Regions from separate parts of the Mus musculus genome. Here region 2 is linked to region 1. Evidence: chromatin loops called from intact Hi-C (ENCODE). Cell type or tissue: heart. All regions are shown on one strand. Each heading gives the region's core, and the rest is flanking DNA. Links, peaks and the distances in the headings are about the cores only. Region 1 holds the start of Ccna2 (cyclin A2). Region 2 holds the start of Anxa5 (annexin A5).

Evidence for each region. A loop is a pair of places that touch in the nucleus more often than their neighbours do. Peaks named below come from ENCODE experiments on the same cell type or tissue, not always from the same donor. Only the 100,000 strongest peaks of a DNase experiment are listed, where the experiment ranks them.
Region 2: a loop joins it to region 1, with 2.0 times the contacts of the local background. A loop is called at or near these places in 2 of 42 quality-filtered maps.

Annotation. Positions count from the first base shown.
Region 1 is chr3:36,568,138-36,579,474 of GRCm38, forward strand. Ccna2 (cyclin A2) reads right to left here and starts at 4,901. Exons shown (of 9, transcript NM_009828.3): 1 at 4,644-4,901; 2 at 3,501-4,166; 3 at 2,599-2,842; 4 at 843-952; 5 at 451-674. The coding sequence starts at 3,686. It overlaps Bbs7 (Bardet-Biedl syndrome 7 (human)), which reads right to left. Exons shown (of 19, transcript NM_027810.3): 15 at 10,259-10,423; 16 at 7,606-7,715; 17 at 7,408-7,511; 18 at 7,157-7,280; 19 at 5,006-5,485. The coding sequence ends at 5,352. In heart, for the core only: a CTCF peak has its summit at 4,155; a DNase peak (open chromatin) is centred at 3,994; H3K4me3 peaks cover 3,160 bases; H3K27ac peaks cover 2,216 bases.
Region 2 is chr3:36,469,416-36,480,752 of GRCm38, forward strand. Anxa5 (annexin A5) reads right to left here and starts at 6,472. Exons shown (of 13, transcript NM_009673.2): 1 at 6,158-6,472; 2 at 6,015-6,045. The coding sequence starts at 6,017. 1810062G17Rik (RIKEN cDNA 1810062G17 gene) reads left to right here and starts at 6,522. Exons shown (of 3, transcript NM_028183.1): 1 at 6,522-6,824; 2 at 10,069-10,152. The coding sequence starts at 6,720. It overlaps Mir7009 (microRNA 7009), which reads right to left and starts at 6,109; the gene lies at 6,046-6,109. In heart, for the core only: a CTCF peak has its summit at 6,537; DNase peaks (open chromatin) are centred at 5,796, 6,416 and 6,996; H3K4me3 peaks cover 2,528 bases; H3K27ac peaks cover 2,707 bases.

The DNA of each region.
Region 1 (11,337 bases), core at 1,001-9,000:
GAAGGAAGATACAGCTTATACCCCAGAAAGCACTTTATTGTAGAAGAGCCACACTTTCAAACTCAATCTAGTGTGATAAAATGTGGTTGGCCTATGCTCATTCAAGGCATGTGAAATCCAGATCTAGAAAGCTTTATATATTAGATTAGAAAATAAGTTTCACTCTCTGTTCAGAATCATCCCACAGCCATTCCTAAAACTGGGTGTTGAAGAGATGGTACAATGGTTAGAGTATTGGCTGGGACCCAGGTTCAATTCTCAGCACCCACATGGTGCTCTTAACAGTATATAACACCAAGCTTAGGGGACCCAATGACCTCTTCTGCCTCAGCAGGGACCTCACATGTGCTACAGATATACATGCAGGCAAAACATCCAAAAAATATATAAATGGGGGTGTGGGGGGAGTAGTAGTGAATGATGACTCTGAACCAAACTAGGTGGACTTACGAAGCTAGCAGCATAGCAGCCGTGCCTACAAGCTGAAGCTTCCCTCTTAACACAGACATGGAGGAGAGGAATCTATCAATGTAGTTCACAGCCAAATGCAGGGTCTCATTCTGTAGTTTATATTCTTCTCCCACCTCAACCAGCCAGTCCACAAGGATGGCCCTCATGCTGTTAGTGATGTCTGGCTGCCTCTTCATGTAACCCACTTTAGGTTTACATTTAACCTGAAGGGGGGGGGGGGAATCAGAGTTAACATAATTATCAGGTGACTTCATCATTCACAAAGAAGCATACACCATAATCTTAAGTTTAGAGTAACTTGCTAGTAGTTAGCAGGCGTCAGCATTACCCTCTCTGCTTCACTTAGCCATTTGTAATGAGCAGAGCCTTACCTCCATTTCCCTAAGGTACGTGTGAATGTCTTCTTGATAGTCAGGTACTTCATTAACGTTCACTGGCTTGTCTTCTAAGACAATAGACATATCCATAGCATGTGGTGATTCTGTGTGTGTGAGATTAAAACCAAAGTATTTATCTCTTCCAATCAAAAACACCCTAATAGCAAAGCAACATAGAACATCTAATTCTGGTTTTAGGACTTTTGTCAAAGCTCTAGGATAACCTTAGTTCCAAAACAGAAATAAATGTATGCATGTATGTACACCAATAGGCTACTAAGAAGACGGAGAATTACTTTAAAGTATCATCCTCCACAGAGATGAGCAGATGAAACAATGGTTCTTTTAGGACAAGAACGTAACAGCAAAGTTTTAAAATAATTATTTTTGCCTTAAGAGAGACTGCAGATCCCATGGGTTGCCATAGTCAGATCATAATGAGGGAGTCATTAGAATCAGGTAAATGGCATGATTAACAAATGTTAGTAAAGATATCAAGTTTGTCATATCATGTCCAAACACTGATCTGTAAGGGACTTGGTGTTTGTTAAAATTGGGTCTCATTCTATAGGCTAAACTGGCCTGAAACTGACTCTGTTGCCCTAGGCTGGCAATCTTGCCTCAGCCTCCTGAGTGCTGTTTATAGGCATTAATATACTCAGCTCTAGTTTTTACCATTTCAGTTATCTTGAGATGGGAGAATCTGTGTAATAAACTGTTTCCATATCCTCCTTCCCCATCAGCAGAACTAAGTAAACTAAAGCGGCTGGAAATGGCTTAGTGCAGTGCCTGCTGCATATGCCTGAATGAAGATATGGCTTGCATTCCCAGCACCACACAGAAGCATTATCTGTAACCCCAGGAGTGGGAGAGGAAAAGGGTTGAAAATAGTCATATCCCTGTGCCTCGATGGCCAGGCTGTCTAGCCAAATCGCTGAGCTCCAAAGAAACCTTTTATCAAGAAATGAGATGGAAGAGTGGTTGAAGATACCCCAAAGTCAAGTACTCCACTAGTCTCTACTTGTACCAGCACAGGCAAGCACACCCCTTCTGCTGACACACACAGCATAAGGTAGAATGTGACAGATACCAGTATCTCTGGTCTCCATGCAGTGATGTCATAGCAACCGCAGAGCTGTCTACCGCAGCTATTTTGCCTTCCATGTGTCTGACCTACAAGCTGATGAACATTCAAACAAGTTTTAAACGAATGGTAGATATCACAATGCTTAAAACTGTAGCCTCAAGGAGCACTCTTAGGGCTGGCATGTTAAGGAGTGAGTCAGACACAAAACTGAAATCTATTCTCCTAGCCAAACATTTATAAAGTCAGATTAAGATAGATATTTACGATCTAATTAAACTTGATGTTGGTTTGCAGTGCCCTCCTGCCGGTTAAAGATTTGAGTCCTTTCATAGGTCAGTACTAGTCATGAGATTGCGGTAATCTTAACTCACTGTGTATGATCGGGTAAGACATAATCTTAAAACTCAAAATATCAAGATATAAGCTACAGGTTGAGATCCTGTCTCAAAAATAAAAGGCACAGGCTTGGTGGTTGTGGCACATGCCTTTAATCCCAGCACTTGGGAGGCTGAGGTAGGTGGATCTCTTAGTTCAAGGTCAGCCTGGTCTACAGATTGAGTTTCAGGACAGTCAAGGATACTCAAGAAACCCAGAGGGGGAATAAAAAGACAGAAAGGAGGGAAAGAAGGAAGAGAGACTGGTAAAAATAAAAAGCAACCTTACCAAAACTGCCATCCATTGGATAGTCAAGAGGTGTCAGTGGTTTTCTTGCTCCGGGTAAAGAGACAGCTGCATTAAAAGCCAGGGCATCTTCACACTCTGTTTCTTTAAGCTCAGCTGGCCTCTTCTGAGTCTCTTCTGCTTCATCCACATGAATGGTGAAGGCAGGCTGTTTACTGACTGCTTTCCATGAAGGACCAGCAGTGACATGCTCATCGTTTATAGGAAGGTCCTTAAGAGGAGCAACCTAAAGAGGAGGAATCTTTTTCAATACAACTTTGCTTCTAGCCCGGTGGGTATCAGCTTTTAATTCCAAATACTCTAAGAAACATATAAGTCCATGAGGCAAAGCCCAGGTAAAGGTGTGTAAACCGATCTGTCACAGCCATTTCTACAAAGGCTATAAATAGAACGGACTGGAATTCCAAACTAATCAAAGACTAAAGTTAGGGCAAAGAACTGATTCACAACTTTAGCCCCAGGGTGGAGCAAAACAGCAAGTCTGGCTAAAATGGCGGAATTTACCACGAAGAATACTTGCTTTATGTCCTTCCCTGAAGTAGTAATCTGGGAAGCAGATGGTGAGGGGGAAGGGATCTACATCCTAATGCAATGCCTGGCTTTAAAAGTGGAGGGAAAGGTACACAGCTGGGGGAAGTCGACACGCGAGTGGCAACGCTTGGTATGACCCCGGGCATTTTTTGGAACGCGGCGCCACTAGTGCCGAAGGGCGGTCTACACGGGTCGGCAGAGCTCGTGGGACTATTTGGTACTAGAAACGCCCGGACCGCGAAGACTGCAGCCTGACTCCCCCTGGAATGCTCAGCGTGCTTTCCGGCCCTCTGGGCTGCTAAACCCAGGACCGCTCCCGCCCGGCCCTCCTCCAGACCCCCGCGCCCTATTACCCGTCGAGTCTTGAGCTTCTGCTGCGGCGCGGGTCCACGCACGTTCCCGGCCTTCAGCACCGCCTGCGCCCGCGGCTGCTGGGCTGGCGCCAGTTTTTCGGGGTTGACATTCTCTTGGTCTTCCTGATGCAGCGAGAGCAGGGCTGAGCCCGCATCGCGACCCGAATGCCTCGAGGTGCCCGGCATCGCGGCTCCGGTCCGGTTCTGTCGGCGGCAGAGCGTGCACAGCGCCCGCCGCTCCGGAGCAGCGCGGGACCCTGGCGGCCGACCCGCGGAGCAGAGGCTGCAGGCGGGAGGAGCGTAGAGCCCAGGAGCCGCGAGCTGCGCGCCGCCCGCCGGCTGCTGGTCTTGTAGTTCAAGTAGCCCGCGACTATTGAAATAAACCAATGAGGGCGTCCGGAGTCCGTGACGTCACCAGAAGCGCCGGTCGCCGCGAGCGAAGGCCCGACGGGAATCTTACAGGGCGGGAGCCTGAGGACGCGCCTGCGCAGAGGAGGGCGGGGCGGGCGGCCGCTTTCGGCCGATCTCTGCTGCTCAGTGGATCTGTAGCCTCATAGGATCCTGCCGGAGCCGCTGGGCGGTCCAGACAAGCCCTCGGGGCCTCGAGGTGTCGGCCTTCGCCTCAGCTAAGGGGTGAAGCGCCTTCTCCTGGTCGCTGGGTGGCGCCTAGGCAGGAGCGTATGGATCTGAATGACAAACTGCCCCGTCCTGGGTACACTACTCCTTTCTCTTTCTCTGTGATGCTGCCATACAACATAGGGAAACGCTGGAACTTTTACTGTTTACTATTGTTTCACCTCTCCTGTATATCATTTGTTTGTTGTTTGATTTTGAGGCAGGGTCTCATAATGCTGTCCCAATTGTCCTGTGACTCACTGATATCCGTTATCAGAGCTCACTGATCTGGGATTAAAGGCGTGTCTCTATGCCCCGCATTCCAGTAAACTACCCCACCCCCACCCCCAATTAAAGATGGGTTAATTTAAAATGCCAACATGAGCTATTGTTGATAACAAGTGGTGTACTACAAGAAATTCAGCTGTCCATTAATTTTGCTAATCCTTGGTTGTGACATCAGACCATGAAGTTCCACTGACCCAAATAGATATTACATTTAGAAATGAAGTGCATTGTGGTACATACCTTTAATCCCAGAGTTTCAGATCTCTGAATTCAAGTTAGTCCAAGTCAGCTATGTAGTGAGATGATGTCTCAAAAGTAGAAAAAAAGTGTTCATAAGAAAACCGGGCAGCCAGGAGGCGATGGCCAAGCCTTTTCCGGGCATCTCAGGAGGCAGAGGCAGGTGGATCTCTTGAGTGCAAGGCCAGCCTGGACTGCAGAGTTAGTTCCAGGTCAGCTACACAAAGAAATCCTGTCTTGAGAAACCCTGTCTCGAAAAACAAAACAAAACAAAAACCACAAAAAAAAAAAAAAAAACCAACCCAAACACACACACACAGAGAAATATATACAAAACCTAAATAAATATATAAAGACACAAGTATATTACCTTAAATGTTCACATTTAATAGTTAAGAATCATACATAAAATATAATAAAATGTAATCATTGTTTTCATAACTACCCTTTGAAAACAAAAGACAGCTTATTTGCTCTTATTTAATAGTATTCTAAAACTTTCAATGCAATATTCCCCTGAAATGAATGACTAAAAGATCTTCTTTTCCCCTCAAGTACACAATAAAAAGGACTTTCATGGGTACTCGTAGGGGGATGCTTAGAGGCCGTCACTCTTCTGATTACATGTGGGACGTCCATCTGAGGTGCCTCGGGTCTGATCAGGCTCTGCTTGCTTCTTCGGCTGTCCTGTTGGCCTACCTTGTTTATCTTTCATGCTGCATCGAAGAAAGAAATCAGTGTGTTCTGGTCGTAGCTGTCGAGAATCTCCAGGAGCATGGGTACTTTGGTTTTTACATTAGTGCCTTTGAACTTAAATTTATCTATAAAAAGATCAGTAATCATACCTACGAAGAAAAATATTATTTCTTGTTATTGATTAGTTCTTTTAACAATGCATGTGGCATTCTCTCACCACCTGAGACTCCATTATTCAACACATACAAGCCTGGAAGAGGTTGGTGTTTTTAAAAACAGATGTGTATGTGGAGAAGGTTTGAAGCAACTTTCAAGACATAAATATTTGATAACCTTCTAACAATGGGTTGCAACTGCTGACCTAGACAAGCCACTGGTCGCGATTCTGAATCTGTGTCGGTGCACCCTGCATCCCAGCGACTGACTGCTGCTGCATCAGGAAGAACGTCTGAACTGAAGCACTTCACCCATGGGCTTACTGGGTGCAGAGGTCTGGGAAATTACTGCACCTTTGAGTTTTCAAGATGTAACACAGAGACAACTCAAGTTGTCTATTATTTATACAAGACCCTTGAAAAAAAGTATATTTTAGGAAGAGAAAAAGAATATACCATTGATACTTTTTATATTGGTCCAATGAGACTGAGTGCTGATATCTGCTAACAAAATGGCAATGCTTTTACAATAAACAGGTGAATACTTGCACTCAGTGGGATTTAAAAAAAAAATAGAAAAAGCTTCGTGTCAGTTTAAATCAGGTTTTATCATGAAGTCAATCAGATTAAGACAATTTGCTGGTAAATGATTTACAAAGGTAAACTTTGGTTTTCAAAGCTGCTTCCTAGATTTTGGAATCACAGATGAGAGACGGTAGATCTGCAACACCATCATGTAAGGATATTTTAAGAGACCCTGTGCTTGCCGAATAGTGAACACTCAGATATCAGTACTGTTCATCTGTGAGAAAGTCTTGGGTGCATAATAAATTCTGTAGGCAGGTTAGTGGATCAGTGTGGGCTGAGGACACCAGTCATGATGGCCCCAGGCCTGCATGTCAGGGAGAGAAGGGCTTAATGAAGGCTTTGCCACTAACTAGGTATGTGAGAGCAATCTTTACTCCCATATTTTATCTAAAGATTATTGAAAATGAAGATAAAATCATCTCCCTTGCAGAGCTGCTGCAACAGTTAAATATCTCAAGAAAGATAGTGCAGTGTGCTGCACACAACAAATCTTAGAGAAGGACTGCTATCCAAGCTTTTGCTTAGTCTTCCCTCCCTCCATCTCTGCCTTCCCTTCCCTTGGTCTTTTTTCCTTTTTTCAATGCAATCTGTAATATACCCAACTTATCACCAAAGCAAGACAAATTTTAAGCTGTTAACTTAAAGATCACATAAATATTCCTACTAATTTTTGCCTAAATAGATTAAATGCTGAGTTTTTTATAGTAGCAACAGAACCTGAAAATCACTGTGAGAAACAGTGTGGATGTCCAGGCTGTGTGGGTTGCAACACCTCTTCACTATACACATAGATGTTCACGGTATAATTCCACTTTCACATTTATTTGCATTTTAAAGTAAAAAAGGTTAAGATGTAAGGCCACCTTGGAAAAAATACATATTTTGTACAATAAACTGGTTGCCACAGGCTCGTGGCTGCTGTAGTCTCTGCCTAGTTCCTTTCACAACTATTTGGCAAAATAAACAAACCCCCCAAAAAACAAAAAACAAAAACAGACAAACAAATAAAAAACCCCAAAGAACTGCTGAAAAGAAGCACAGCAGGCTTTTCTGGAAAGGCTTTTCTGGTCTACTCACCATAGAGTCTTTCAAGATGTGCAGGCTGCTTTTTGTATTCCTCTTGTAGATGATCTGCCTCTTCTAGAATACATCGGTACTCTGGAGTCAGAAAGTCTGTATTTCCCTCATGAACCTGCAATTCCTTATTTAAAATTAAAAGGAAATAGAAGCACCGTAATGGTCAGGTTTTAGGTGTGTAACAATGTGCGTATGACTTAGAAAGCCCGGAGCTCACAGCCATGTCCATGATCCCACTGACACAGCCTTACCTTCAGGGCATCGATTAACTGCACTTTCTTAGCCAGAAGCAGCTGATACTCCAGCTTCGGGTGAATTAGCTTTAAAGTGTGCTTGACAGACACCTCGTTTATCTCTACAAGAAGTTGGCCAGGCACAGTTAAGTCACTTTCACGAAAAGCATTGCTATTAAAACTGCAAAAATTGGAATGAACAATTTCCTTTTTTACCGTATGATATGTTGAGATTAATTTTCCTTTTTGTAGCTTCTTTAGAAAGCACATCTTTTAGGATGGATATTGTAGAAATGTTGTCAGATTTAAAAACTCCTTCTCCTTTCCTACAAAATCAATATATTTTTAAAGAAAAGTTGAGGAGCAAGTGACCCCATAAATACGTACTTTTAGCTAGTGTTTAGATTTCATTTGATTTTACATGATCTGTATATATCATTAAGGTAAAGCATAAACATGTATTCTGACCTTTGCCATACCAAGTCAGCTTCTGAACTCAGAACTACATATCCTATTATACACATACCTCTTAAGATGAGAAATTCTGATTTTCTTCGTGGACATTAATATTGCCAATAGCAAACCTCATATATAAAATGTATTTAGAATGGCTTATTTCCACACATACACACATATGTTTTTCCTTAATATAATTACACAAATAAATTGTATTAATGTATGCTTTATTTTTAAAATAAACCTGGTATCCAACCTGAAAGAGAGACATCTGATATTTTTCAGGAACAGCATCTACTGCTACAATTTATGGTCTCAGGACCCTTAGTTTTCTTTAGGAATCTCTACTTCTCATGATAGAAAAATGAAGCACACTTGCAATCTCAGAAATTGGAACATCCCACCAAGGGCATGGATAAATTAGTAAGGTTCAAGCTGCACTTTCAGATATTTGGGACTCAATGAAAATTCAAAATCTATGAGTTTTGAGAATTAACTATTTTTCAAAGATATAGAAAAGTCTCAACAACATCGTAGCAAAAAATTTCCCTAAGTTAGTCAAAGAAACGGCAGATACAGAGACAGACAGAATGTTAAACAGACAAGGCCAGAAAAGAACAATCCCTTGCCAGTAGTTAAACCACTAAATTTTAGAACAAGGAAACTTCAATTCTATTTGAAAGAAGCAAGAGAGAATCATCAAATCCCATATAAAGGAAGGCTGATCAATGACAACAGAGTCCTCAAGGGCAACTTTACAAAGCTAGAAAACTTAGGATTTTCAAATTTTGAAAAGACTGCCAACCCAGACTACAGCTCACAGCAAAGCCATCAATTATAATTGAAGAGGCAAGAAAAATTTTTCATAATAAAAACAATTCATGACCATTAAGACAACTCACAGAAGATACTTGACTGAATTCTCCAACTGAAGAAAAAGACAACACATATATGGGGCCCCAGGGGAAGAATAAACCACTTTTGAGTCATAATAGTTAACCAGGAGAGAAAAAGAAAACACTAAAATACTACAAAATGAACAAAAGGACAGGCAATCATACACAGCTTTCTGTTATAAATCTGAATATTAATACTCTCAATTTCTCAGTCACCAGACAGAGACTAACAGAGTTGACTGAAATTCATGAACTATCTACCTGCTGTCTCTAAAGCTCATATGTCATGTCACCATCAGAGACAGAGGCTACTATGGGGTAAAAGGAAAGAAAAATGTATCCCAAGCAAATGACTTAATAAGCAGATGACACTGTTCTGAAATCTGACAAAATAGACTTTAAGGGCTGGTGAGATGGCTCAGTGGGTAAGAGCACCCGACTGCTCTTCCGAAGGTCCGGAGTTCAAATCCCAGCAACCACATAGTGGCTCACAACCATCCGTAACGAGACCTGACTTCGTCTTCTGGAGTGTCTGAAGACAGCTACAGTGTACTTACATATAATAAATAAATAAATCTAAAAAAAAAAGACTTTAAACCAAAACTAGTCAGAGAAGATAAAAAAAAACGAACTTCATATTGATTAAAGGAACAATCTGTCAAGAGGACAATATAATTTTAAACATACATGAACTGAACCATTCTATCTCATAAAACAAATATTGATAAAGTCTCAGGTTAGCCCCCATACAAGTATAGCAAGAGACTTCAATACCCCATTCTAATTGATTGACAGATCATAAGGGCAAAAATTAGAGACATCTTAAGTGACACCATAGATTTAATTGGTTTAACAGATATTTTTAGAATATTTTATCTAAAAACTGTAGAAAATTATATCTATAATTCAAATATTACCATAGATTTTATACAGACATTATTGGGAAAATAATCTTTACATATTCATCTTTACTAATAACATTTTTATACTCATTAATTCTATTTAATAGCTTCTGCTGAACATTATAGATTTTTAGTTACATTATTTTGAAATTATTCCTGTCTCTTTTCTTTTATCTTTTGTTTTGTTTTGTTTTGTTTTGTTTTGTTTTGTTTTTCGAGACAGGGTTTCTCTGTGTAGCCCTGGCTGTCCTGGAACTCACTTTGTAGACCAGGCTGGCCTCGAACTCAGAAATCCACCTGCCTCTGCCTCCCAAGTGCTGGGATTAAAGGTATGCGCCACCACACCCGGCTTTTTTTTACTTTTTTAAAGATTTATTTATTATTATATCTAAGTACATCGTAGCTGTCTTCAGATGCACCAGAACAGGGTGTCAGATCTCATTACGGATGGTTGTGAGCCACCATGTGGTTGCTGGGATTTGAACTCAGGACCTTCAGAAGAGCAGTCAGTGATCTTAACCACTGAGCCATCTCTCCAGCCCTATTCCTGTCTTAAAACAAATTAAAACATAGATGTTTTATATGAGGACTTAACAAATAATTAATCTGATTTACCTGTATACACACTCAAGTTGTGTATCCAGAAAGGTATTCTGAAAGTAAAATGTTGCACATTCCCCTGCTGGAGGCTTTTCAGGAACTTCAGGCAGGCAGAACACCACCCAGGAGTGAACTTCAGCAAAGCTGAACTGGCCTGTTAGAGTCAGTGTGTTCATAGGCCTGCAGTTTAACAGTGGAGGCATACATTTGTGTGGGTCAAGGAAAAACTACACATATACATTTATAAGCAGAATTTCAAATACAGCTAAACATTTTATCCTATTCATATTTAAACTTTTATGCAGGCATTCTCCATGTAGTCCAGAAACTCACTGTATACACCAGGCTAACTGCAGAAGCGTGTTAGTCTTGCGTAAGTCTCCCAAGTGCTAGACAGAGTTACAGGCAGGAGCTACCACTCTCAGCTTTAAATGAATACTTTTTAAAAAGCTTTCTGAAATTAATCTTACATATCAAACAAATGAACATTTTAATTTTATAGATAAAATTCTGGATGCCTGTCTATTTCTATACTTGTTCATGATAGATGTCTTACAGTTGGATGGTATAAATAGCTTTTCTGTTCATAGGAACATGCTTTATAAATTGAGATTATCCAAGTCGATTTGCTTGTTTGAAAATTTGTATCTGTATTACACACACTGCAAAATGTATGAGTCACTTCACAAAAATAACCAATTGTGGAGCCCAGCAGCTGGGCCTGAGGTAGGGCAGGCACAGATTTGAGTATTTATTCTTTACTAGCTGTGACCCAGTGACCAGTTAGGAACCAGTACCTTTCCTGGAGTTAGTTAAACAACTTCTATTAGTTATTATAATGAAAACTAAACCCAAGGCAGGAGTGGTAACCCTATATGTAATCCCAGCACTCAGGAGGCTAAGCCAGGAAGATATGGATCTGGGCTACAGAGTATGAACTTATCTTCAAAACCTTTCCTTAAGAATCCAGTGGTTTAATTCCCAGCAACCACATGGTGGCTCACAATCATCTGTAATGGGATCTGATGCCCTTTTCTGGTGACAGCTACAGTGTACTCATATAAATAAAATAAATCTTAAAAAAAAAAATCCAT
Region 2 (11,337 bases), core at 2,297-10,296, 97 kb before region 1:
TCATCAAAGCAATAGAAACCCTAAGACAATGACCTAAAATTCTCTTAGTCGGGCTTTTGGGACAAGCCTATAATCCCAGCTACTAAGGAGTCTGAGACTGGAGGAACTGGAGTCAGAGTGACTTCCAAGGATTGCCCAGGCCACTTAGTGAGAACATGTTTCAAAAAACAACAAAGAAAATGGCTGCTGATACAGCTCAGTAGCAGGGCATTTGCCTAGTGTATGGGAGGCCCTGTTCTGTCCCCAGTGCCAGGCTTTTTTTCAAAGAAATCTTTGGTGTGTATTTTTTTGCTGCTGTATGTTTTGGTTTTAACCTTCCCTGCCAGTGCGGAATGTCTTTCAATGGCAAACATTGGTAAATGAAAGAAACAAGGTGTGCTCTGAGAAGCTGCCAGCAGTGAGGGAGGTGTCTCTGTTGCTGATGTGTGCAATAGCTTCAGCTCCTTTGAGTTCTCGAGATAGGTGAGAGCCTGCTGCTTCACCTAACTGTCCTGAGGGGCATTCTGTCAACACCACTTGGAAAGCAGCCAACCAATCCATTTGCAAGATGATCAGAAAACAACCAGGCTTATAGATGAGTCAACAGATTCGAAGCTTTATTTCCTTGTGTATTTCAGAAGCACAAATCTAATGACTATGACTTAAACTATGCTAAGGTAGAAACATTTCAAGCACTGTCTAGTTATAGACAGAGATAAATAATATAAAAATCAGCAGAGATGAGGGAGGACTTGGGGAGTGTGAGTGTACCTTGCTGTTCAGTGGGAAGTGCGGCCTAAACACTTCAGAAATTCTGTATGTGAGTGTCTGACTGTGTGCATGCATGTGCACCACACAAGTGCCTAGTGCCCACAGATGCCAGGACAGGGCATCAGGCCCCTTAGAACTAGGGCTACTTAGAACAGATGGTTATAAGCAGTTGTGGATGCTGGGAAAAACCGGATCCTCAGCAAGAGCAAGTGCCCTTAACCATCTCTCCAGGCCCAGTAAAGCTTTTGTTTTGAATTGATGTGTATGCATGTGAACCTATGTGAGCCTATATACACCAGAGTATGGGAACCCACAGAGGCCACAATTAGACATTTGATCCCCTGGAACTAGAGTTACAGGCAGTTGTGAACTGCCTGCCTAATGTGAGCACTAATTACCTTAATATTTGATGGGAACTCAAATTCAATAAATCCAGTTCTGTCTTCTCTGTCCAAGCCTAAACTCAGCCGCCAGCCGGCCGGTCCTGCACCTGGCCCTCATCAGACACCTCCTCCGTCACTTATCAAGGTGGTCCCCTTCTCCCATAGGTCCCTCCTATCTAGGCCCAGCTGTGTCCCGCATGGTGACTAATGCCTGTATTCTTAGGACCTGGACACTGATACAGGAGGATTGTTGTGAGCTCAAGGCAAGCCTGTGTCTGAGTGAGATCTTGTCTAAATAATAATAATAATAATAATAAAGTCCTTGCCAGTACCTAGTTTAATTCTGTGGTGGTGGTAAGGCACTCCCTGGGACTATTGGAACACGTTCCCAAGTGATCCAGTTTCCCTTCCAACTGCAACAAGGCTATCTCTCTTTTACAGCCCCCAGGAATGCAGCCACCATGCTAGCTCCATAATACTCTGTCTTAAACACAAATCTGGTCCAGGCATACTCACCTTTAATGGCCCAAGAAGGGCTCTCCACCACCTAGAGAACAATTCCTATCACTGGGGTCTGGCTCTGCCTCTCTCCCTGGTATCCCTTTCCCAGACAGGGCACCTTTCACCTCCCTTACTATGGTCACTCTGGCAGTGCTACTAAAGTTCCATCCTGCCGAATTCTCCGACATGCCCTAAGCATTTGCATTTGTTCCCACTGTGCCTACTTCCGATGCCTCCCCTCCTTTATCCTACACAAATAGTGCCAGCAAAGCCACCTCAAAAAAGAGTAATACCTATTTCCAAAATGTATCTCAAGTACTAGATAATGCATTTGAAAAGTTTGGCAAAGTACCCATCCTAGCAACAACTCTTAGTCACAGCTCCAATTATGCTATCCAGTCTCACAAGACCTAGGAGACAATACCTGGATGGAGCGGGAAAGCAAATATCCAAATGGTCTGAATGCACACACAAAGGGAAAGTAAAGGCAAGGGAAGCAAGAGTCCCAAGAAATGAAGCCAACTGCAGTATGCGTTCCTTCCAACCAGTGGCTTACATGTTTGCATACTGTGTGAGCTAGTAACAGAAAGAAAGGATGAATCAAAAACACTTTTAAAGCAAAGACTTTAGGAACAACACTTCTAACTCAACTAATACACTTGTGCAATTTTGGAATAGTAGACAGTTATGCAACTAAAGTGTGTTTCAGAAATGGATCTACGATTAGAAATATATTTACTGTTTTGCACTCTGAAGTCATTAACAGAAGAAAGTCACAATCCACATATCTCTAGGTCACTTAAACACCAGAAGAGGTCTTCCAAGGAGCTCAGGTAAACGATAAGGAAACCAGGCCTTGCTGATGCCAGTGAAGGGTTCGGTGGCTTGCAGAGCAGCCAAGTTGCTTTCTCAGAAAACAAAGGAAGCCAGAGTCAAGGGGATTGGGGTCTGTGCCACACTGAGCCGGGGCATCAGGCCATGGGCCACAGGCAACCTTGACCCAGAGATAACCAACCTGAGATGGAAGTCAATGTCCACAGATTCCTTTGTAATGAGCTCAGAGAAAATGAACGTGTTTACTCTGATCCTGCCAGCTCTGCAAGGGGCCTTGGTAAATTACTGCTATGAGTCCACAATTCTAAACCAACTCCCAAATCTTCCAACCAACTCTTAAACAGTTTAAATACACATCACAGAGGTAACTGGTACTCTTGGAGTTTCTACTGAACATTTATACAGCCCAGTTTTTGTGTTCATGACATTCCTACTCTAGTGAACATATTAACTCTTTAAGAACAGCAAAACCAGCTGAGTAGTGATGGTGCACACCCTTCACCCCAGCATTTGGGAGGCAGAAGCAGGTGGATCTCTATGAGTCTGAGGCCAGCCTGGTCAGGACAGCCAAGGCTACACAGAGAAACCCTCTCGAAAAGCAACTACCCCCAAAAGAAAAAAAAAAAAAAAAGAACAACAAAACTAGTAAAATTAAATTCAGATCGCCCAAAATTAAATTCTTAAAATTTGATTACCTGAAAATGAAATCTTTGAACAGAATTAAAATTTATGAAATGGTTCATTTGTCTATGAGATACAGACAACTTTTTTTCAAGACATGGTTTCTCTGTGGTGTATCCCTGGCTGTCCTGGAACTTGCTCAGTAGACCAGGCTGGCCTCAAATTCACAGAAATCCACCTGCCCCTACCTCCTGAGTGCTGGGATTAAAGGAGTATACCACTACCTAGCTCAACCAATTCTTTCTATTTAAATTCTTAGCAAGATGGTCATACTCATATTCTGCCTAAACACCTGCCTCTGTGTTTTTGTACTTTTATAAATGGTGCAGTCCCAACATAAGTAAAAGTAAATTATTAATATAGGTACATAGTCAAAGTTCATAAATATGAAGAATTGTTGTAGTGGAAAACTATTTCAATAAGCAAGAGACATTAATATTTAAACAATGCATTTTTAGTTGCTGAAGCACACACCTCTGAGGTAGAAATCTAATACCATCCTCTCCAGATGTCATGGAATGCAAGTCTCTGGTTCCTATCCTTTGGGTCAACAAAAGTTCTTCCAACAAAAGAAACTCTGTGAAACCTAACATAAAGCTCCAGTTTTCCTAGACGACATCAGAATCCAGAGGACAGCAGAATGCAGCTATAGACAGACATGGGGGTGCACACCAGTAAGCCCAGCACTTGGGAAGTCAAGGCAGGAGGGTCAAAGTTCAAAGTCATCCTCAGCTACATATTGAGTTCAAGGCCAGGCTGAACTCTTTGAGATCTGGTCCTCAAAACCACTAGGGAGAGGGAGGGACAGCACTTATAAAATGTGGGTGGGCATACTGTATCACCAAATGCAAGATACAAAACACTACCCTAATCTGAGATATTTTAAGGAAGTGGTTTACTTATGTGCTTTCCAAAGATTACTGACAAAGCCACTGAAAAGCTCAGCGTGCTACAGTGTTTCCAATACTACCTATAAAGAGTGGATATAGTGAAAAATAGTTGATTGAGAAGCTGCAAGCTGGCTGCGGTGGCACGGTTGCGGTGGCACGGTTGTCATTTCCGGGCTTGGGAGGCTGAGGCAAGGGGGTCTCACAGAAAGAGGAAGCCTACCCTTCCAAACCAACCTGGGCTGCACATCAGGACCTTGTCAAAACCAAAACACTGGAGACATCCCTGGGAAATTTACAAGCTATTTAAGAGTAAGCCAAATAGGCAAGGATGGAGGGGTTGTTCTATGAGGCTTGATAATCACCATGTCTATCACCACACCAACATATGAAAATAAACTCCTCAGAGGAGTAAAGCTAATCCCACAAAAAAAAAAAAAAAATGCACTTTATTGCTGAAGAACCTAAATCCAAGGTCCCCTTGAGGTAATATGAGCAAACTATCTATTCATGTGCAAACCCAGAGAATGGCAACACTGTACACTGTATAAACTCAATAGCGTTACCAAATCATCTTAATCCCTCCACAGCCTCTTGGGAAGAGTCATGAAATCTTATCCAATGGTACTAAAGCAAGCAAGCTAGTTAACTGGTGAGAAAGGGAAGGAGGGAGGGAAGGAGGGAAGGAGGGAGGAAGGAAAGGAGGGAAGGAGGGAGGGAGGGGGGGAGGGAGGGAGGGAAGAAGGGGGAGAAGGAGAGAAGGAGGGAGGGAAGGGAGGGAAGGAAGGAAGAAGGGGGAAGGGGAGAGAGGGAGGAAGGGAGGGAGGGAGGGAGGGAGGGAGGGAGGGAGGGAGGGAGGGAGAGGAAGAGAGAGATCGAGTGTGTGAGTGTGTGTGTGTGTGTGTGTGTGTGTGTGTGTGTGTGTGTGTTTTCAGGCACACTGAGTAGGCTGAAACACTTATTTAAAAGATTGTCCAGACTCTGAACAGGTCAGTCACATTGGCAAGATTAAATTAGTTTCATTCAGGATGAAAGCTTTGTTGTTTTGTTTGTTGAGGCCGCCTGTTAAAGCCAAGGCCCTTGATGACCAAAGATGATCTTTCACTCCTGATCCTCCTGCCTCTACCTCCCAAGATGTGGGATTCCAGGTATAACCACTTTGCCTCAGGGCGGAATATTTTAGGTATGATAACTTCTTCACATGACCAGCTTTGAAAAATTACTACATACGCTGGGCGGTGGTGGTGAAGGCTTTTAGTTCTAGCCCTCAGCAGAGGCAGTCTGTGAGTTCGAGGCCAGCCAAGGCAACACAGAGGAACCCTAGCTTGGAAAACAAAACAAAACAAAACAAAAATCAACTTTTCTTTGCTACAGTCTTGAAAAATACTAAGAGATCTCCTAAAACAATGACAACAACAAAAACCTATTCGGAAGTCAACTTCTGAAAGAATCCCAAGGCAAATTCAATTCAGAACTCGTTTTGCCAGTTCATTACTTTGGAAACCCAGCTTTTTGGTTCACTGCCTTTAGCAGAAAAAGAGAAAGAAAAGGCACAGTCGGTTCCTGTTAAATAAGTTGCGCCTTGCGCTGGAAAAAGCTCCCCTGAAGCACCATGGAGATTGCCCACGCACACCCAGTATTCAAACACAGGAAACTGCGGGAAAAATAAAAAAATAGGGGAAGCCAAAGGGCGTTCTCCTCACATGACCAAGAGAACTGTTCCTGCTCCGGATCTAATTTTGGCAACTCTGGATTTGGGGCGGCCTGATTCACATGCACCGGGGAGAAACACCGGCTGGTTCCGGACACTCCGGGGCGAGGGAGAAAACAGGAGAGCGCACACGGAGGGGGACACCCAAGAGGTCACAGAGAGGACACAGAGCGGGACACAGATGGGAAAGGCGAAAACCAAGAGACTGCGAAGGCAGCTGCCTTCAGAGAGGGTCCCGATCGCCCTGGTCGCGGTCACACGGCTTACCATGATGCTGTCGGTCAGGAGTGGACTGGAGCTGCAGGGAGAGGGGAAAAGAGAGACAGGGTCACTGGAGCTCTGGTCCCCTGACCCCAAAAGGGCCCTGAGCCCTTGGTGGAGGAGTCGCTCCCGGGACTACGGCCACTTACCAGGCAGTAGAGCGCAGGCTGCGGGTGAGAGCAGGACCGATGCACACGCCAAAGGACAAGGCAGTACTCTTCACAACTCCGTGCAACGGAAACGCCCTGGGCAGCCCAGCCTAGCCCGACCTGGCCCCGCCACGCCACGCCCCTGCCAAGATCACACACCCACCAGGGTCCCGCCCCCAGAGACGCTGCACTATAAGCCCCGCCTTGTCCCAGGCAGCTGCCACATCCCTGGATACGGTACTTTCCTCAGACAAGGCCACCCCCCTACCATGGCCACCTCCCTAATTAGGTCCCAGCCCGGGCCGCGCCCCCATCAGGACACGCCCTGCCACGTCCTAGCCTCTATGCTCCTGCGCCTGCGTGGGGCTTTTCGCTCACTCTTCGCTACGCTGGAGGCGCTGCAGGCCCAGGGGTCTGGGTGTGTCTAGAGAGTTAGGGACTGTCACAGCGGCACCTCACAGCGTCTTGCACCGCACTCTAAGCATGGGACAGTGAGGACCTTTTCCAGACTGCTTTCCAAGTGTTTCGTGCTAGTGTTTGCCTCTGGATGTCCGTGTAGCTGATGGGCAGCTCTTTTAAGAGCTGTACCTGGCAGTGTCAAAGCCTCAGAGCGGAAATGGTTTCACTTCCAAACTCAGCCTGTAACTTCAAAGACCCCAGGTGCAAGGTGACTAAGATGGAGCTTCCCCGCCCCCCCCCCGCCCGCCCCCAGGCCTAAAGACGCTGCAAAAGGATCGCGGATGTTCTAGAAGGATCAAAATCAGGTTTTTGAGCAAGAAGAAGCTAACCGAGGGTGGGGGTTGGGGGAGCCTTGCCACATGCTGAGTCTGGCCCTGATAGGTAGACTGATGGTTTTCTGGAAAAGCAGACAAAACTGCCGCTGAGGAGGGGAAGCCTGCCATTTTCCCTTGTGTACCCTTGTCCTATTGCTTTTCCTGTTCATGCGCCCCCTTCTCTGGGGACCTAGCCGCTCCCACAGCCTTAGACATTCCAGCACCTCTCCCAGGGAATTGTAATTTCTAGACTACTTTGGTTTTTGTTTTGTTTTGTTTTGTTTGCCTACACTAAGGGATCCTCTCACTTGACCCTTCAAGTACGGTTATGACTTCGATGCAACCATTTCCCTGCCTCCTCGCCCCCGCATTCCTTTAAGGCCCACCTATCTCTCAGTCGCTCACACTTATCTACTTTCTTTCTACTAGCATCTCCTTCAGTCTTTGACCTAAGTATTTTTTTTTCTTACATCTACTCAACTCCGTGTCCTCCTTCTCTGGAGTTAAGACCGCAGAAGCCTGTTTAACAGTGCTGTGGAAAACTGCCTTACGGCTGGCAGTGACTAGTGATCCGCCCTGCAGCCAAGGAGTAACATAAATTATTAGACCCAGACCTTTGATCTTCCCCAGCAAATGTTGCCTTTACATCCTATTACAATTAGCTTATTCACCTGGACCCCAGTCTGGAGGAGCAAGCTGACTTTCCGTGTTGAAAGGCAGAGCTCATGCATGAGAGGGCAGAGGAACACTATTTCCCAAGAAGGCTTTTCAGAAGCCTTTCCTACTAGAGGGAAGGAAGCCTGACTGAATGCTATTGAGTGTTCTGAGCACCTAGGAGACATTCATAAAATGGCCTACCTTAATATTCTAAATATAGCGTAGCACTGAGGAGAGGGCACACTGTGAAAGAAAGCACGAGATGCTGTAACTTGGTTTCTTACAAGCAATAGAATTTTATTTCTCAGCTGTTTGGAAGCTGGAAAATTCAAGATCAAGGCTCTGCACATTCAGGGTCTGGTGAGGGTCGGCTTCCTCAGAGAACCTCATCTCACTGAAGCATCACATGGCACAAGATGCTCACTGGCCTCTGAAGCCTCCTTTATCAGGGCATTACTCCCAATCACAAAGTGGAATGTCCATAATTTAACGCTTCTTAAAAGCAATCCTATGATCTTGGAAGCTGGGTTTTCAGCATATCAGTCTGGGAGTGATTCACCAGATGACATCTTCAGAACGGTGTCTGGAGCCACTATGCTAACAGCCTGTGGATGTGTTGTCCAAGAACTTAAAAGCAGAGACTCTGGAGATTCATAACATTAGATGCCCTTCCATTATTTTTATTCAAAACATTTGTATTTAACAAAAAATAAAAAAGCTAATCAACTTCCCAACAGGAGACTAGACTGTGGATCTTGGATAAATAATTACAATATGTCATAGGACTCTTTCAGAAAGAATGCTTTGGTCTTTAAAGGGCTAGCCAGGCCTAAGGGTGTAGGCCTATTGATGTAGCTGCTTAGGAATCTAAGTCAGGGAAATGAAAAAGTCAAAGTCAGTCTGGTCTACAGAGGGAGTTCAAAGCCAGCCTGGGGAACTTAGTGGGATTCTGACTTAAAATCCAAAGTAAAGTTAGGAAGGGGATGTAGCTCTGGGGTCCAGTGCTTTCCTACTGTGCACACGACCCTGGATTTGGTCCACAGTGCTGCAATAAACAAACAAACAAATAAATAAGCAATGAGAGGATCTTCAAAATACACTTAGGAAAGGACAGATATCCTGTGTCTCATTTGCTGCTGGACCTTGAGCCCCTCCCACAGTACAGGCCTTTGAGGAGTTCACACTAGTGTGGCTGTGAACAAAATGACCTAATGGCTCACAGCTTTAGGGACTCTGCTCCATGGTTGCTTGGCCCACACTCCTGGACAGACTATCATGTCGGCAGGAGTATGTGGTGAAAGAACTTCTTCGCCTCATGATGGACAGGGCAGAATGGGGAAGGAGACCAGATGTAATCTTCAAATTTCTATAATCTCCCCAAAATGGCACCACCAGCTGAGAACTATTAAACATAGAAGCCTATGGGAGACATTTCATATTTAAAGCATATGAATACATCAGAGCATGAATGCAGTGTAAAATGGGTTTATTGCCTTTCAACAAAGGTTACAACTTACCACAAATTCCTAGTATTCAGAATTATTAAGTGATATCAAAATAAACTTTGAGAGAACTTTCCTAGACGAATGGATGTATTCTCAGACAGTGTCTGAATCTGTAGAAGGCCATTCGTGATTAAAACTGTGTCTTATGATCATATTAGTATGCAACCTTGGATGGTGATTTGATTTTTCCCTTGTTTGGGGTATTGGCTGGAATTACAGGAGCTGCCTTCTTCAATTCTTGAAATAACAGAATGATTGACTTCAATTCCTCGTGCCTCTTTCTCCTTCCAAAAACTGTGGCCACCGAACCCAGCCCTCATTTCTCATGCTGATGATTCAATCCCTACCCATCCCACTCAAAAATGAAAATACATCTCTCTAAATCCATTCACAGCTCCGGAGCTGTGAGCCTAGCTACCGGCTACCAACACACCATCGCCCCACACACTCCACCTCATTCCAGCCTCCAGTCCTGCTAACATTTGCATCTTTCACTCTGTTCATTCATCCATGAATGTATTTTATGCCTTGCCTTTGACACTGAGAGCACAGGGGGTGGGAGGAAAGGTACACCGAATCTGTCTAGCTAGCACGCAGCCTGGCAGGTTAAGCAAGCTACTGGGTAGTGAGGGAATCAGTCAGGGAAAGCTCCGCATGGCAGTAGGAAGGTCTATGTGTCAGCTTAGCTGGGCTACAGGGTACCCAGATGTCTGGCTAGATGTCGCCTCTATGTTATGTCTATGAAGGCATTTCTGAAATAGCCTAGCATTGGATTGGTAAACTCTGTAAAACAGACACCTCCCTGGTAGGCCTAACCCCCTTTGCTAAGGGCTTAAATAGAACAAAAGGCCAGGAGGAACTGGTTCGTTTCTGCCATACTGCTGGATGGTAGTCTTCCTCCCATTGTGCTTCAGGTTCAGGCTTTCAGACTGGAATTAGGATTTACTCATGATTCTCCTCTGTGCTCTCCCACCAGCCTCCCGACCTCCTGCATACGCATGGCAGATGGTACAACCCTTTGCTTCTCCAGCCACATGAGCAATTTCTTATCAGTCTCTGTGTATGTATGTGACGTATGTATTTCATTGGTCTTGTTTTTCAAAGTTTTACAAAAGGGGGAACGATTTCATATACTAGTTAATTTGGGGTGGGGGGAAGGGTGTTCCATTCACAATAAGCAATTCTCCAACTCCTCAGATACTAATTGTATAAACTCCAATTGAATTTTGACTCTACCTGGGGAAAAGATCTACCTGATAGACTATGGGTTTAGTCCCATAAGACTATCTTCATTTCAGACACCCATTGTGAGTCCTGGGTTGAAAAAGAAAAAAATAGATTTAAAAGGAAAAAAAAAAGGAGATTTACTTTATGGACATAAGCATGTTGATTCCATGTATCATGTATATATACCATGTGCATGTCGGGTGCCAAAGGAGGTTAGAAGAGGATGTCAGATCCCCCAGGAACTAGAGTTACAGATGGTTGGGTCACCTTATGGGTGCTGGGAATCAAGCCAGATCCTCCGCAGAAGCAGCGAGTGCTGAGCCAATTTCCTAGCCCCCCTCATCCAACAATTTTGAACAATGGCTATATATCAGGTTTCCTACAGCCTCTTCCTCAGGTTTCATATAAAATTGAATGGTGAGTCACAAGACTCAGTAAGAGATTTACGTCTACTTATCAATTCATTATAAAAGCTATTATAAAACCTATTACAAAAGATACAGTGGAAAGGAGATATGGGGCAGGCACTGAGACCTCAGCCCCACCCTGCTTGTGTGCTGGCAGCCTATAACAAGGAGTGAGGCTGCAGGGGCAGCCATTCTGGTGTTTCCACTAGAGAGACATACCGTACATGTATGAGCAAGATGTGTGTGTTGCACCATCCACTGAAAGAGAAGCCTTTAGAGTCAGCATTTAGGGTGGGCAGTTAGAGGCTTAACCTTGCCCTGCTGCTCCTGGTGCCTCAAGGAGACACCATGAAGGACTCACCACCACCACCACCACCACCACCACCACCACCACCACCACCACCACCACCTCAAGGAGCCCCTCAGCTTATCTCAGCACTTTGATTGCACCACAGGGAAAGCCCTAAGTGTCATACAATCCAGCAAGCCTGTTCCGGATTCCTGACCTACAGTCATAGTAAGATCCTGTGGCCTTGAGGGTAAGCTATTACAAAGGCATAATTAATGTTCAAACAGTCTGTGTTGGAGGTCAACATGACTGAAATTCCAGG